Regions from separate parts of the Mus musculus genome. Here region 2 is linked to region 1. The links are chromatin loops, found by intact Hi-C in ENCODE. Cell type or tissue: left cerebral cortex. All regions are shown on one strand.

What was found. A loop is a pair of places that touch in the nucleus more often than their neighbours do. Peaks named below come from ENCODE experiments on the same cell type or tissue, not always from the same donor. Only the 100,000 strongest peaks of a DNase experiment are listed, where the experiment ranks them.
Region 2: a loop joins it to region 1, with 2.3 times the contacts of the local background. A loop is called at or near these places in 10 of 42 quality-filtered maps.

The regions. Positions count from the first base shown.
Region 1 is chr2:145,157,087-145,165,086 of GRCm38, reverse strand. No RefSeq gene overlaps it. Among named protein-coding and RNA genes, the nearest start is that of Slc24a3, 6.7 kb to the left of the region's middle. In left cerebral cortex, a CTCF peak has its summit at 3,793 (motif pointing left); DNase peaks (open chromatin) are centred at 3,792, 5,495 and 5,885.
Region 2 is chr2:144,635,703-144,643,702 of GRCm38, reverse strand. Dtd1 (D-tyrosyl-tRNA deacylase 1) reads right to left here. Exons shown (of 6, transcript NM_025314.3): 4 at 7,839-7,945. Among named protein-coding and RNA genes, the nearest start is that of Dtd1, 40 kb to the right of the region's middle. In left cerebral cortex, CTCF peaks have their summits at 4,819 (motif pointing left) and 7,581 (motif pointing left); DNase peaks (open chromatin) are centred at 1,440, 4,683 and 7,567.

The sequences.
Region 1 (8,000 bases):
AGGAAACTGAGTGTATGGATACATGTCTGTGATCCCAGCTCCTGAGAGATTGAGACAAAAGGGTGGCAAATCTGAAGTCTGTCTGGGCTATAAACATAGTTCCAGGTCACCCTAGTTACATAGTGAAACTATCTCAAATGAAGCACGATGAACAACAGTGACAAACAACAGCCCCTCCCTCCTGTGATAACACTGACTTGTTATCTTTCATCAGCCGGTGGGTGGGACCTCCCCTGTGTCAAGACAAGGCATATCTTTGGGCATCCCTGCAGTCTTTCCAACTCTCTGATCTCCCCTCACCCACAGTGCCCAGACCTGACAGGGCAGTCTCCACAACAAAGCAAGGTTGTGTCTCCATAACACCAAACAGTTGCCAGTTGTGTCAAACAGACAAGCCAGGGTTTTGAAGAAAGGGGCAGAGGAGGAGGGAATAAAAGTAGCCTCCTACCCGATGAAGTGATTCCCTGCCATGCCACTCGGTAACACAGAACAATCTTTCAAGCAAGTGAAGATAGCTAGCTGTCCGTGGGGAACATTTTAGCACAATGAACCATTGTGGCTAGAAGGAGAAAGGAGGGAAAGGAAGTCTTCCTGGGACAGATCTTGGATGTAGAATCTTCTCTGGCTCTTGGGTATAAGTGATCAACTGCCCTTCACCCGTAGGTTGTATGTGGTCTTCTTCATTATTGCTTGTCACATGGATTTGGGTAAGACCCCACCTTTACTAAGGAAGATGCCACACTTGCCCACTGTCTGCTGCTCGTGAAGCAGCATTTCTAAGTACAAAAACTCCTCTGTGACATGTCCACACTACCTCGAGTGCAGATATCGAGAGTGAGTGTCCACAGCATGGGCTCTTCCTGTGTTAGGTGTTTAGCTTACTGCTGGAGTTAAAAGATACCTCTTGCTTTGCTATTATCTTTAAATGTTAATTACTTTTTCATTCTTTCCTCAAATCGTATGCATTTGTTTGCTGAATTTTGACTCATCACATGCATGACGATAGTTTTCTTCCCATGGCTCATGGCTCAATCCACAGCTTTCTTTGTAAAAAAAAAAAAAAAAAAAAAAAGACTTTCACGAGGTGTCATATATGTACGTACACACACACACACACAGAGCAGAATGTGCAGAGGTCTTTACTCCATGACGTCACATATTACATCCACTCTGCCAAATAAGTACCAAAATAGGACCTGGAACATTTTTCCCCACCATCTCTTTTGAAAGCAATAATCCTTCCATATAACAACCTCCCTGCATATTCCTGTCACTTTAGGTCACTGTCACCTGTCCTTGAACTTCAGTCGCTCAGTTTTGTCTCCATGAGATCTGTCCACACCATTATACATTTATTTGTTCTTTCTCATGTTGTGTGGGTATGGAGGGTTCCCCCCCCCCACCTGATGCTTCAGTTCCCTTCCAAGTCTAGTGTGAGCCAAGAATAATTAAACCACTGCCTCTGGACTAGAGACAAATGACCTCCAGGGCTAGCTAGTTCTGTAAGGAACTTCAGCTGAAATTGAAAGCAGTCATAGGCGGCTTCTCAAACCTGTTGTACCACATGAGGATTGGCACCAGGGTGACTTCAGTTACCCACATCAAACCGATGGACTGAGGGAGATGGGTATATCATGCTTTTAAAGATGAGCATAGAAGAACTCTCAAGAAGAACGCACAATTTAGAAGTTGCTTTTCAGGGGAAAAGTCAGTACAGCCATTTCCCCTGTATTTTTTTTCTACCCCTTTTATTTTAAGAGGGGGGAGGGGAGGGAGCTAGAACAGATGCCTCCAGGAAAAATGCATACTCGGTCCCTCATAATCACACAGCTTTCATGTAATCCATTGTTAGCTGGTGTTACGAGTCCATGGGGAAAGTCAGAGATGTCCTGAACCAGCTGCACTCTGCACAGTTGGGTCCAGGTCTAGTCAGCCGTATATAGTCTCCAGCTTCGTGGGATTCTTCAGTATTAAGGCTGAGACCATGTTGTAAGAAAGGACCAGTTAGGTGGGAGTTTTGGGTGGAGCCTGGAGGAAGATCTGACAAGGCTAGCTCTATTACCTAGCTCCAACTTGTCAGTATGTTCAATTGACTTGTTTTGAGTGTTTGGGAGAACTAAGTGCCACAGGCCAGCACATGCTATGAAGATGCTGTGTCTCTCGTTTCACCTAAATGTGATTAAAAACAAGTTGCATAAAATAATCCAGAGTCACGGGAGTAAGAGATTAAAATGTTCAGTCTTCACAAAGCAAAAATCAAGCACTCACAATTTGAGCACTTTGATTGCTCTGTCAAGACCATTTAGAAGGAAAACACCGAGTTCTCTTCTTTTTGTCTGTGTAAACTCAGCAGACATGATGATGCTAAGTGTGTGTGCAGAGAAGGCTGGGAGGGCCCAGCACATACTCTATCATCCAAATATTGGATTTAGGAGTCCCTTGTTTTTGCTTATATTTTCAGACACTTTTTTTTTTTTTTACACATAGCCATGGTTTGTCTCGAACTTGCAACACCTGCTTTGATCCTCAGTGCTGTGGCTGCAGGTGTGAGCCACTGTACCCAGCTAAGAATCTCATGCTTTTAATCAAGAAGTTTAAAAAAAAATCAAAACCTCATCCTGATGTGTTACAATATATATAAATGAAAATTAGAAGCCATAGTGTGAATTACGTAATCTTATTTCCTAGTGTTCAGCAAAATCACCCCTTTCTTCCTAAATATGTGAGCGTGTGTGTGTGTGTGTGTGTGTAACATGTATATAAAAACATTCCTGACATAACAGGTTGATCAAATTGTATACACTTAAATCTCATCCTCTAAAGGTTTAAAACAAAGATCTATAATATATATGTACGCATATGTATATTTGTAAAATATACTATATAATTTATATAGTTTTTAGGTATTTAACCATGGAGCACAGGATATGAATGAAAATTGACACTGAGGTGATTTTCACTTTTTTACTTATATGGTCCTATAGTTTTGAAATTCTTCTCCCATCAGTATGTCCTAGTTTTTAGTTTACAAAATAAAGAAAAATCAAAAGAATCAGTTTGCAGGCAAGCATTTAGTAGTTGACTTAAATTAGACAGCTAACATGGTTTCACTTGGCAGGACAGTGGAAGGCTAAGGTGGGGACTCTGGACCAGCCTTCCAAAGCTAGCGATTCTCTCAGACTTAGGTGGGTCGCTCTGTGGCCCCTAGCTCCATCCTAAGGGCCCTGGGGTGTCAGTCAGCTGTGCAGCCCACTCAGGAGGTCCGCCAAGCTTCAGAGATCAGGAAGCTGAGCTGCTGATTGGAATCCCACCACAGATTTAAGTGTAATTCACTTCTTTCCTGGGTCTCAGTTTCCCCACTGATAATAAGACCACCGCAGGCCTTCTTTAGTAAAACATTTTTGCAGCAATGAATCATTTTTGGAGACGCAGAACTTTCAAAGCAAGGGAGTGCCAAAGTCAATCGCCGCTGGCACAGCCCTGAGTTATTTTAAGGAGTATAATCACTGCAAAGTGCTCTTAACTGAGTCTTACATATGACTTCGGAATTCACTTTAACTCAAACCCAGCACAGCTGTCAGGTAAATACGCAACTTACCTAAAGTCTTCATCATGAAAAACACCTGAAGACAGTGGGTTGGCGCCACGCTATCCTGTGCTGTCTCAGGTTTGTGGGTTTTTTGTTTATTTATTTGTTTTTCTTTAAATCCCATTTCATTCACAGGTTACCAGCCTCGCAGTTGACTCAAATCAGATGCAGCAGGCCTGGAAATGCTGTGGTGGAGCGCCCCCTGCTGCCAGTGGCAACCACAGCTCCTCCTCAGGGATCTGCATTCCTAGAGGTTGTTCACACATCTGCCCTAAACTGGCTTAGCCTAAACTGGAGTGGAATCCAGGCTCCTTGGTTTTCAGGTTGCCTTTAAGGCAAAGCTGAATGACTCGACATCACAGGCAGCCTTTCGGGGCCCAGAGTGTCCGCTTCATTGCCAACATTTCCTCATATGTTTATGATCAAGCCATACTGAGGTACTTAATATTTCCCTTATTTAAAGTAAAATTCCTTTCAAGACGGCATCCCAGGACTAACGGGGACCAACAATTAGAGGCATCACCTGGGAGATTGTTAGAAGTGACTCATGGGCTCGCCACCTTTATATTTAGCAAAACACAGTAGATTCTTTTACACATTAAAGATCAAGAAGCTCGGGTTTGGTTCGCATACACCCATTGATTAGATGAATAGTGCTTTGTAAGTGTTTTAGTTCATTCTGTCTTGCTACAATATAAACGCCAGAGGCTACAAAAAGTTACAAAGTAATTTGTTTGGTTGCAAGTATGTGACTGTGTGGCCTCATGGTAGAGAGGCAAAAAAGAAAACTAACCAGGTAAAGAGGTCAAATATGCAAGCTGACTTCCTTTTATAAGCACTAACTCTGATGGTACTAATCTAATCCCACAGGAGCCAGCACAACTAATGATAAGGTAGTTGCCACCTGCTATGTCCTCCACTGCAACATCCTTTCACCTCAGGATCATCACATAGACCAAGCTACTAACAGATTTTGAGGACACAGACTCAGATCATAGTAGCCAAGCCATACCAATAACTGCCCATGTCCATGGCTCATCTGAGGTTACACGGACCATTCTATTATTCCAAGTTTCTCCATTGCATTTGTATCCCCAAATCTCTTAACTATGGGAAATCAACAAAATCAAATTCCCAGTGTTTAAGCTCTTAAAGTGATCTATAGGAAATAGATTCGGAAGTCCCCGAGGAAGAATTCCAGCTACAGCATCAAATGTGCAGGATTAAACAGCCAGGGCTTCTATTCCACACAACAGGGAGAAGAAAAATGCCCCAAGTAAAATCCCACATCCATTGGAAACCATGTCAGTTCGACAGCAACATCGGTGTGTAATGCATCACAAACACAAAGCAGGGTGTAACTTAGACTTTGAAGGAGTATGGTGAGACTTTGAGAATACAGAGCTGCCTCTGCGCTTTCCTCCTCACTTTCTCAGTTTGCTCCAATCCTAAGTCTACATCGGTTATAGTCTCATTAAACCCCAAACTATTAATTTGTAAGTTACAATGGCAAAAAAAAATCCTAAAGGAATAAAAGCCCACTGAGATGATGAAAATGGACACAGCCACTCACTGCTCAGTGTTTTCTTCTGGTTTTGCTTTGGAGCTGTTTTTAGACTTACAGAAGTAGTAGGAATCTTACAAAGATTTGCTGACAGCTCTTCTTCGGTGTTCATGTCAAGACTCGATCTTTAGCGTCATGATCAAAGCAATTAAACAGGCACAGATACAACACTACCTGCTAAACTATGCCCTCATTTAATGTCATCAATTTTCTTCTTCCCTCCATTATCCTGGCTCAGTATCCTGCCAAGGACCCACTCACCACCACCCCCATTTCATTTAGATCTATTTCTCCTTAGTTTTTTTCTGCTCCATGAGTCTTTGTCTCTGTAGCTTTGACACATCTGATGCACACTGAGAGCTTATTTTTGTAGACTTGGATTAAGTTTTTCTGTCATATTCTTATGATTTGTCTGATGTTGTACACGCTGGGCAGTAAAAGATGTGTCCTTCCCAGTGCACCCTATAGAAGGGCTTCTGATGCCACTACAATGTCTATTATTGGTGATCTCAGTCATGATCACTGGGTGTAAATATTTGAGAGTAGTCAATTTGAAACTGCATACATCTTGATTCTTATCAAAATTCCACCCAATACTTATAGTAGCTTTGGTGGAATTTTTTTTTTTCTTTTTCCGACAAGGATGACTAATGTAAGATTCATCTGTTTGGTGAAGTTACTTGCCATGTTCCTCAACTGGTGAATGACTAACAGGGTGTGTGTGTGTGTGTGTGTGTGTGTGTGTGTGTGTGTGTAAGCTAGGGATTTGAGGAAGGAAGGAAGCTTTGTTCAAGCAATAAATAGTGAGCAGTGGAGAGAGGAAAGCAGATGCCCTGTCTGCAGGAAATTGCACATTTAAGTACATCACTCAACTTCAGAACATTCTTATCTCCAGTGGAGATTTCCAATCCATGAATGTGTATCTACCAGCCAACTCCTCTGAGATTACAAGACTTGGAGTTGTATCTGTGAGTAACCTTAGGTGCCATTTGAAGGGGAAACCACACAGCAATCCACATGCCAACTCTTCTGTTAGCAAAATACATAAATCAAGAGTCAATTATTTATAATCAAGGAGGTTTTCACTTGTAACTTTTCAATCGCCGCATTCTATAAATATTAAAGCCTTTTGATGTGTCATGTGTTTTTAATGACGTGGGTGGGGGGTGGGGAGAGGGGGCTCCACAAAGACGTCCTTGGCCAGGTCTATTGTATATTGTGATGTTGACAGTGTGCTGTTTCAAAAATATCATGGTGCTCACCTGTTTTGCTTTGTTCTTAAAACATGAATTGTGCTCTCTGTATATTTGAGAGAAACTTCCGAGGCACTGAAATTATGACGTCTGTGTGCTCACAGCAGCAAGCCCTCACTAAGCAGCAACTAAGGTCCTCACTAAGCAGCAGCTCTCATTGCCAGGACTGCGAGAGGCTGATTGCCAGGCTGGCCACAGCTCTGCAAAGCCTCGGCTGGACCAAATTTCACCTCTTTTGCAAAGCACCACAAGTTTCTATTAAGAATAAAATAACTTATATCTTAAAGTATCTCTCTTCGTGGCAACAGGGAGAACTCAGGAAAACAGAATCCACTTCGATGGATTTCTAAAAAAAAAAAAAAAAAAAAACAGCGAAAGATTTCCACCAGTGCATGGAGTATTTGCACAAGTAGACGTGCCTTAAATGGGGGAAAGAAGAGTGAGTTTGGTCAGCGTTTAGCTTGTCCCATTTGTACTCACAGTTTCTGACTTCATAGAAACCTTTGACAACCAATAGTCTGTGAGTAATTGTGATGTAAAACCAGCAGCAGCCACAGAAAGAGGCAGACATCAGATTGTACATGTCAGATGGGGCTTGGAAAAATTCTTCTTCGTTTTAACCTGACTCAGAGCTCAACCAATACAGATTGCCCTTTGCTTGTGGGAATTTGTTAGAACTAATCAACAGCAATTGTCTAACAACATGCCCAAGGCAGTGAATAACAGATGGAACAAAGTAGGCTAACAAAAACTTTAAAAATAAGAATTAGACAGAGATGTCCACAGGGGGCTTTGGAAATACAGACATAAATGGGAATATAGAAAGCCACGTGCATATGCAGAGCTTTAGGTGTGTTCATGATGAGTGAGGAACGGAGACTACCCCAAGCTCCCTCTCCTGACTGATGGACTTGAGGTGTATAAACATGAAGGAAAAGCAAGCCAGTATGGCTGCTCTGAGCAGCCAAAGCATCCTAGTCGCCTGGGAAGGTCGCTCCAGCACCAGAACAGGACAATAGTAACTATTATCGTGAAAACACATAACCACATGAAGGTGTGAAACTCACTAGTTGGAGAAAGTTCACAGTCAAACTCAAGTTCAGAATAGCTCCTGATTACAATGGTACTGTATAAATCTTTAGTATCTCTAGGCAACAACAACTGTAGCCAGATGTGGAGTTAAGGCACTAGGAAATAGAGAGCTTGTGACTGCAAACGTGTACATTTTAGATGGGGTGATAAACAGCTGAAGTGTGTGTCTGAATGCAAGTGAAATTACTGTACAATAAACTTAAAATACTCGATGATAACTATAATAACTACATTATCAGTACACGCTCAATGATGACCACAAGACATCAATCCACAATGCATAGGTAAATGAGAAAGTAAGAAGAATCCAAGTTTAGCACCACAGAAACTGCCAAGTCAGAAGGGTAGGCACGAAAGGAAGAAAGGAGTAAAGGCTCAACCATCAACTGGAGAGCGATTAACAAAGTGGCAGGAGGAAGACTTTGCCTAGCATCAAACCTCAATGTAAATGAATGAAAGGCACAATTCAAAGACACAGAAATAGTAAGAAATAAGGCCCTGG
Region 2 (8,000 bases), 520 kb after region 1:
TTGCAGAGTATTTTTAGATACCATGCAGCTGAGAGGGAGGAGGGATTGGCCTGGAGGAAACCAACACCTGAACCAGATGGAAATGGCAATGTCAGATTCCCTGCGGTTCCGCTGCTCTCAAATGTCCATGTGCTGGTGGAGAACATGATTAGAAATGGCAGTCTACTCGTCTTCCTCACCCCACACCCTCACATGCCCAGAAGTTATGCATTTTAGCAAGTACCCTGGGTACCTGTATGGCAGGAGTCCTCAGGCCACCCCTGGAGGAATGCTATCACCAGCTCACACTGACTTTGAAGGAGAGACACACTGCAGCTCCCAGTCCATAGCATTTTCCAGAAACTACACACACACACACACCATGAGGCTGAGCTCAAAATAGTTTGTGCATCTCAAAAGCCCACCTGAGCCAATTAAGACCCCACTCGCCCAATTTAACCTCTTAGAGACTGGCTAGCTAATAGCAAATGTAAAATAGCAAATGCCTTTTCAATCATTACACTGCCCTCAAAATGTATTATCATGGCAAGGTCTTTATGTAGTTGGGTGTTCTGTGTATTAAGCACATCCTTGAAGCAATCATAGTAAACGCTGCATTTCTATCACTTCCAGAGCACTCTTCACATTCCAATGCTGAGATACTTAACACCATCCCACAAAACACAACTGGATGGAGGAACGTTTTTTACAATTACCTAGGACTCCTGATAAATCACTTAAAAGTTAAGGATTCACAATTAAAATCTTGAGCCTCTGTGATGAAATTATTGCTATGTTCAAAACATAAGCCCTGGGGGAAAACAGAATTGACCAATTCTTAGAATCAAAAAGGATGATATAATCTTTGACAGGTCGTGTAAGCAAGGTGAGGGGTCACTGCTCATCTACCACAAATGAAACCAGCTCCCAAAATAATGAAAAAGCTCTGCCCAACTACAAAATAAAACTTCTCTCCAGATCTTCCCGACACACAAACGTGTCAGGAACAAATTAAGTGCTTAAAGTTTAAGTCACTAATACATTTGTGCTCTGATAGATTGGTTTAGAGCAAAATAGATTCTTTGGCTTGGTGCAACTAGAAACTGTGCACGTATCAGAGACAGGGCTGTGAATCACAGTTTCAAAACTGCCATCCAAATTCCCATCACAAGGAAAAACTCTTCAAGTTTTACAACTCTGATAGCGCAGGCTATAGATTCAAGACGGTAAGATGAAAGTCAATTGATCCGACCACCCATCGATGGGCTCCCAAGCAGAGAGGCACAGTCACATGTGTCTTGGGAAGGCTTCTTAAGACTGCAGTGTACTGACTCAGGACAACCGCCCACATGGAAATGAGTTAAAGAACTGAAAGAAAGGGGAGCCCTGGCAAGTCCCCACCAGAAGGGAGAGCCTGCTTGCAGACATGTGGTGGGCTCCGGCCTTTCCATTCATGGGCTAGGCATTCTGGCGGGTGTTAGACAAGGCCTGGGACACCTGACTGCCGCTAGTAGTGGGCAGAGATGAGGAAGTTCAGGAGCCCCACCCACTCACTCTCCAAACCACTCCCCACAGGGCTGTTTTTATTTCATAACTCACAGTAAAGCAGATGTTCAAACCAAGAGAACCAGAAACCAGGCAGGATTCCACATGTGAGAGAGGTCTGGCCAAATCCTTGTCTCACCCTGGTGGGAGGCCTTCAACATAGACTGGAACCCAGAAACCAGTGTCACCAGAACAATGACCATGACAACAACACAAACTGTATAATGGAGGAGCAACCGAAGCAGAAATAAAACGAACTCAGCCAGTATTTCTTCAGCCAACTAATGTGACAGAACAGACTACAATACTGTGAGAAGTGGTAAGACCCAAGTCCCATGTCAGCAACCAGACCTGCAAACATCTTACTGAAGCAAGTCAAGTACCCGAGCCTGTTGGAACTGGCCGGTGTCAGGGGAGATTCTGATCTAGAGCCAAACATAAAACCAGCAGAAAGGGGAATATCTGCATTCCTTCCATGAAAAGGCCAGCATCCACATGACTATTCCTTGTGATAGAGCTTCTCACTAGATAGGTCCCTCATCTGCAGCTCCATAAATGGCAAGCTGTGTGGACACCTGCATCAGGCTGTCTGGCAGAAGCCATATGTGTTTATCTGTCTGTCCTCTGTATCACCTGAATTCCACAGCACTGATTAAAGGCTGCTCCAGTCGACAGAGACAGAAGGATAAGCAGAAACACCAAATGGACTTCTTTTCCATCCCCTGCTGCACCCTACAAATTCCCTCCAGATCCTCCAGATACCACAAATGTGTCTGTTTCCACCCTCCCAGGTCCAGGCACAGTGATAGACACTGGCTGGTAAGCACAGAGAGGAAGTTATAGCTAAAGCAACAGCATTACTCAAAGAAGCATAAAGTTAAAAGCTTCATGGAGTTAGAGGCACCATTCTGCACTAGTCAGCTCCTGACAGTGATCTGTCAATAGACACATGAGTTAGTGCAAAGATGTGTGTTAGAGGTTCATTTTTCTAGCTTCTTCCAGTGTTTCTACTTAGTCAGGCTTTCAACCACAGTAAATAAATGAGCACATAAGTAATTCCTAGCCATATTCTTAAATAGGAGGGCTCTGAACCCCAGAAAAGAACCCTTCCATTACCCAATGTGCTGCCTCGCTAGGAGAAATGCCCACCTGCTCTTACATAATGTCACTTCGTCCATGTGAGTGTCAGGGAAGTAGCCCCCACTCAGGAAAGGTCACTTAAGATTAAAACCAGAACAAGTGTCTACCTCAGGGATGCTGGGCTAGGGTGCTGATCTCCCACCATCTAGGCGTCTGCAGACATGCACCTGCAACCATGCACAGGTAAACATCAGGAAGCCCCAGAACCCTGTTCTCCCACAGCCACAGCACACAGGAAAGCACAGGCTCCCACAGGAGGGAGGCAGCTCCCGCTCAGCTCGCATAGCCTGAGACCCGGGCAAATGCCCCCTACAAAGGAAGGATGGATGGATGCTCTTCTTCCAGCATCTTCTTACATCACAGGATATCATCCGCCTAACTGCAGCCTACAGAACGGTCAGGCAAGCTGCTGATGTGACTGTAGGAAAGACACAAATGCTGCAATGCCTAGTCCCAGAAGTAGGCAGAGTTCTGGCTAAGGCAAGCCAACCGCTGGTTACTTTACCAGCTCAGTCTCCATCCATTCAATGCCTATTGATGAAGCACTAGAACCTCTGAAGACAAGAATCTGCCTGCGCTTGAAGCCCAAGTTTGAAAACAACCAAGAATCCCTTCTCTCTCCGTCAGGGAGGTCAGCTGAGCCTCCTGTTCCCTGAGAGACTGGCCCAGCTCAGTAGCAGAAGTGGCAGTAGCCTTCTTAGAACCAGGACAATCGGTGGGGGAGGAGCTCATGAGGTCCCATCCCCCACTGAGGGAGAAAGGACAAGTGGCTGAGAAAGGCATGTGTGTCATTTCTAGTCAGAATAAGCTGTCCATGCTCCAGTAAGTAATGCCTCACCCGTGCCTGTGCAAGCAGCTGTAAGGAAATTCAGTGCATCTCACGCACACACACACACACACACACACACACCCATGCACACGCACACATGCACACGGGCACACACGCGTGCACATACAAATAATAATAAACTAGACAAGAAGCTTGTCGGAAAAAGGAATTTTCACTGGGGGAAGAAAATAGATAAGAGAAGAGAACAAAAAAATAAAATTCAATATATGAGCATATGAAATTATCAAAGAATTTTTAAAGAAACCTTTATATTTCAGCTATGTATTCAATGTAATAAATGTTTCTAATAATTTAAATAAATAACAATAATTTAAATAAATAACTGGCATCATGATACTCACAGACAGCACAGTCCACAGCCTACAAGACGCTGTTCCTACTCAAATGACACATCTCTGAGCACATTTCGTGCAGGGGTGTACACCTTAGGAGTGGTGAAGAAGGGGGCTAAGCAGAGAAGCAGGAAGACAGTGACAAGTAGAACAGCATGACAGTGGCTAGGGCACCACTGCCCTGAAGGGTGGAGAGAAACCCCTCCTCGGAGAAGATGTTGCCACTGGAACCAGGAAGGTCTGGCTGGCTTCTTCTTGGGCTGGAGAGAGAACATGCCTGAGTTCTGCACCAAGAAAGCTCGCAAGAGCACGCAGAATGGGCGGGATGGCCCTAGAGGTACAGCCTTCCAGCCTTGTTGACAGAAAATACTAGGATTGTCTGCTACATGCTTTGGGAAGGCACCAAAGTGTCTGAGCCATATGGCTGTCACATTCCTTGTGTTCTATGCTGACTAAACGTCTTTCATAGTCTCTGACTTTCCTGGTTTCTCTTTCTCTAGATCCATGTCTGAGAGCGAGGATCAGGTGGCAGGCAGTACGTCTGTCCCTCCTCACACTCTCATACACACATAGGCACTCACAGGCTTGCATACAAACACACCTTGTTCATCTGCACAGATGGCTTACAGAGTTGACATTTCTTAGAAACTGGCCAAAAGAACCATTTTTCTGTAACACTGAAACTTGCCAAATGAATGGTTTTCCATAATACAACTGTAGAATTTGGAATATAGTAAGGAAGTAAAACACTTAGGATTAAAAGCTTACTTGACAGAAACACATGTCTTTCTATCAGTAAGACAAATTTGGCTGTGCTCTTCCTATCTACACGAAAGCAAGCCAAGACACTGTCTGCTGCAAGAGAAGCCCGTCTAGCTGAAAGGGAAAGGCAGAGAGGCCACAGCACAGGAAGGCACCATGGTCACCTTGGCTCTTCTGTGCCCACTGGCTGCCACCTGCTGGAGAGCCAACGGATGGAAACCTGCATGAATGTCTAGGGTCAGGAAAAGCTACAGATGTGAAATTGGACAACACATGAATTTTAACAGCAAGGACCTCTAGGACTACATAAAGTCTTCTTTAACCTAATAAATTAATATAACTTCCTCCGATGTTTAAAGAACAATGTTTGAGGCTCATCAGGTTTCTCTAGTTTTATGGGATATTACAGGTATACAACATGCCATTTTAAAATAGTTTAGATGGAATGAAAAAGCCAACCTAAAACTTTCCCAAAATACAGTTAAAGCAGAATAATTCCTCAAAACTATGGGACAACAATCACATAAAGCCAAAGGGAACAGCAGGAGCAGAAAGAAAAGTGAGAGAGACTGCCACCCTGCAAGCTGCGGCTCCGCTGGCTTCCGCGATCAAGCAGACCATAGTGGCAGCAATGGCCGGGAGGACGAGGGAAAGAGACACGAAAGCTGTCATGCACCGGGACAACCAAGAGGTCAGTGGGGACCTTAAGCCCCCGAGGGCAGAGCAGAAGGAAGATGCCGAGGGACTCGCCCACTGTAGACCAGGAAGCACAGATGCCCCAGAGGCCCCAGAATGGCTCAGGGCACTCACTTGCCTAGTGTGCATGAGACAGTGGGATGAATTCCTAGCACCAGAGGAGGGCGAGGCCAGGAAGAGTAAGATGATGAGTAAGCAGGCCCTAGAGAGCTAAGTGAGGCTGCTGAGAGCCTGGAAAGGGGGAGTCAAAACCAGGCCAGACTGGCTGGGCAGGATGTGACCTGTGCCACCACCAAGGGTCTATATTCAAGGAGCCTCTATTCTGTCACCACCTTGAAAATGGTTGGGTTTTTTTTTTTTTTCTTATTGTCTTATTTCTCAGGGACATCAGAAAGTTTGGAATCCCTAATTAAGTAATCCCTGATTTCCAAAGGCACTACCCATGAAAAAAAGGCCGGCTGCTACTTGAGGAGCCACGTGGTACGAAGGAAAGCTCCTACGGGGTCTGAACAGGGGTCTTCACTTTGGCTCTGGCCTCAGCCCAGGAAGGGAAGCTTTGCTGCTACACTGAAGTGGGGAGTGGGGAGCAGCCGGGCTGATGCCATCTGCTGACCTCTTTCTCTGCAAAGAAAAGAGAACTGTCTGCCAAGACCAGAAGAAAGCCAGGGGCGTGCCGGGGGGGGGGGGGGGGGATGGAGAAATCTGGTAGACTCCACTGTAACCAGGCGGCAAGGTTAGCATGACTGCGGTGAGACAAACTGGTGTCGCATGCATACTGCCTGATGATGCCCTAAGAAGAGAACAAGATGGCTTTTGGACAGCCGCTCTTCCCACCACACCACAGTGCCTTGCTCTAACCACAGACACAAAATTGAGAAAAGGTCTACCGAACAGCATTCCAGAAAGGGTCAAGGTCGTGAAACACAGGAAAGACTAAGGAACTGACTCAGGTTGAACAAAACAAAGAGAAATGACAACTGTAATGCAATGGAATTTGCAATGTTGCACAGCTAAAACAAAAACTAGTTAGACTACAGGATGTGGTGCCTTCCTGTAAGATCTAGCCAAGCAGCAGAGGCGGCAGCCACAGCAACTGAGCACTGGCTGCTCATGCCTATAATCCTGGCACTTAGAAGAGTGTGGAAAGAGACTGACTGGGTTCAAGACCAGCCTGGACTACAAAGTGATACCTTGTGTCAGAAAAAGGAAGGAACGGAAAATGGGAAAGGAAAGAAAGGAGGAGGGAGAAGAGAAGAAAGAAAGGAGGAGGAAGAAGGGAGGGAGGGAGGGAGGGAGGGAGAGGGCGGGCTAGTGAGTTCATATAAGGCTCTAATGTAGCTAATAGTGTTGGATCAGGGCTAACTTCAGTATGTGATCACTCTAAATAATACATCAAAACTAGGAAAGCCAGGAAAGACTGTAGCAGGGTTCTGTGGGCTCTCCTGTGAGGCTCAAATTATCTCAAAGTTTACATTTCCCTGTAGATTGTTTGTGATTTTTAAAACGTTATCAGTAGGGGTTGGAGAGGTTGCTCAGCGGGTTGGAGCACTGACTGATCTTCCAAAGGTCCTGAGTTCAATTCCCAGCAACCACACAATGGTCATCTATACTAGGATCCAAAGCCCTCTTCTGGTATACAGATGAACATGCAGACTGAGCATTCATATAGATAGGTAGGTAGATAGATAGATAGATAGATAGATAGATAGATAGATAGATAGACAGACAAACAGACGGACAGATGGATGGACAGATGAAATGTGTCAGTAATAGCAACAACCTCAGTTCCACTTTTGAAGCTTAATGCCATGCAGACATGGTCCTACCTCTCAGCCAACACAAAGTGTCAATGGCTCCACACCAGCACTCAGCCTTGTTTATATCCTGCATCCCCCACGTGAGCTCATCGTTCCACTTTGCAGCATCCTAGGAAGGGGACGATGCTAGGAAGGAAGAGCAGGAACAGGCCTAGTTCCACAGCCTGCCATGCCTCATGTCTCTATCAAGTGGATTAATTAAAGCTTTTATATATGCTAAACACAATGGGACAGCATAAGTTTGCAAGACTATTACACATCCCTTTTCTCTGTTTTAATTACATTCTTCCTGAATGCTTATAGAGTTGGCAGTAAATCCAGGTCAGATGTTGCTTTAGAAAAATGAAGACTTATAAAGAATCTTGAGTGGCTCATCTACCACCCACACCTTGGACAAAATCCAATCCAGGTAACCACTCTCACTGGGTACACTAGCCAGGGTCGCTGCTCTGCTGCCACCCAGTGGCAACTGGGTGACATGACACCTAGCCCAAGAACTAGAAGAACAGACGCTTCTAAGAACACTTTGTCTACACGGTGGAGCAGAGACATGCTCAGGAGTTCTTGAGAAGAGAGAAAGTAAGATAGACGTGAGGCTGCAGCCATGAAGGGTTTCCTCCACCTCAGGATGAGGACTTCCCCAGAGACAATGATTAGGTCAAGGCACATTACCTATCTATACCCTCCAGACTGGCAGGCTCCAGGTTCTAGGCTTACCTGCTTTGGGTCAGAGCTAGCAGCTCCAGGAGCAGGGGACTCCAGCTCTATAGTCACAGGCCCATCGTTCTGAATGTGCACCTGCATGTAGGCACCAAACTTGCCATCTGAAAAAACAATCAAACAAATTCAAGAGTTGGAGACCCCAGGTTTACCTGGCCA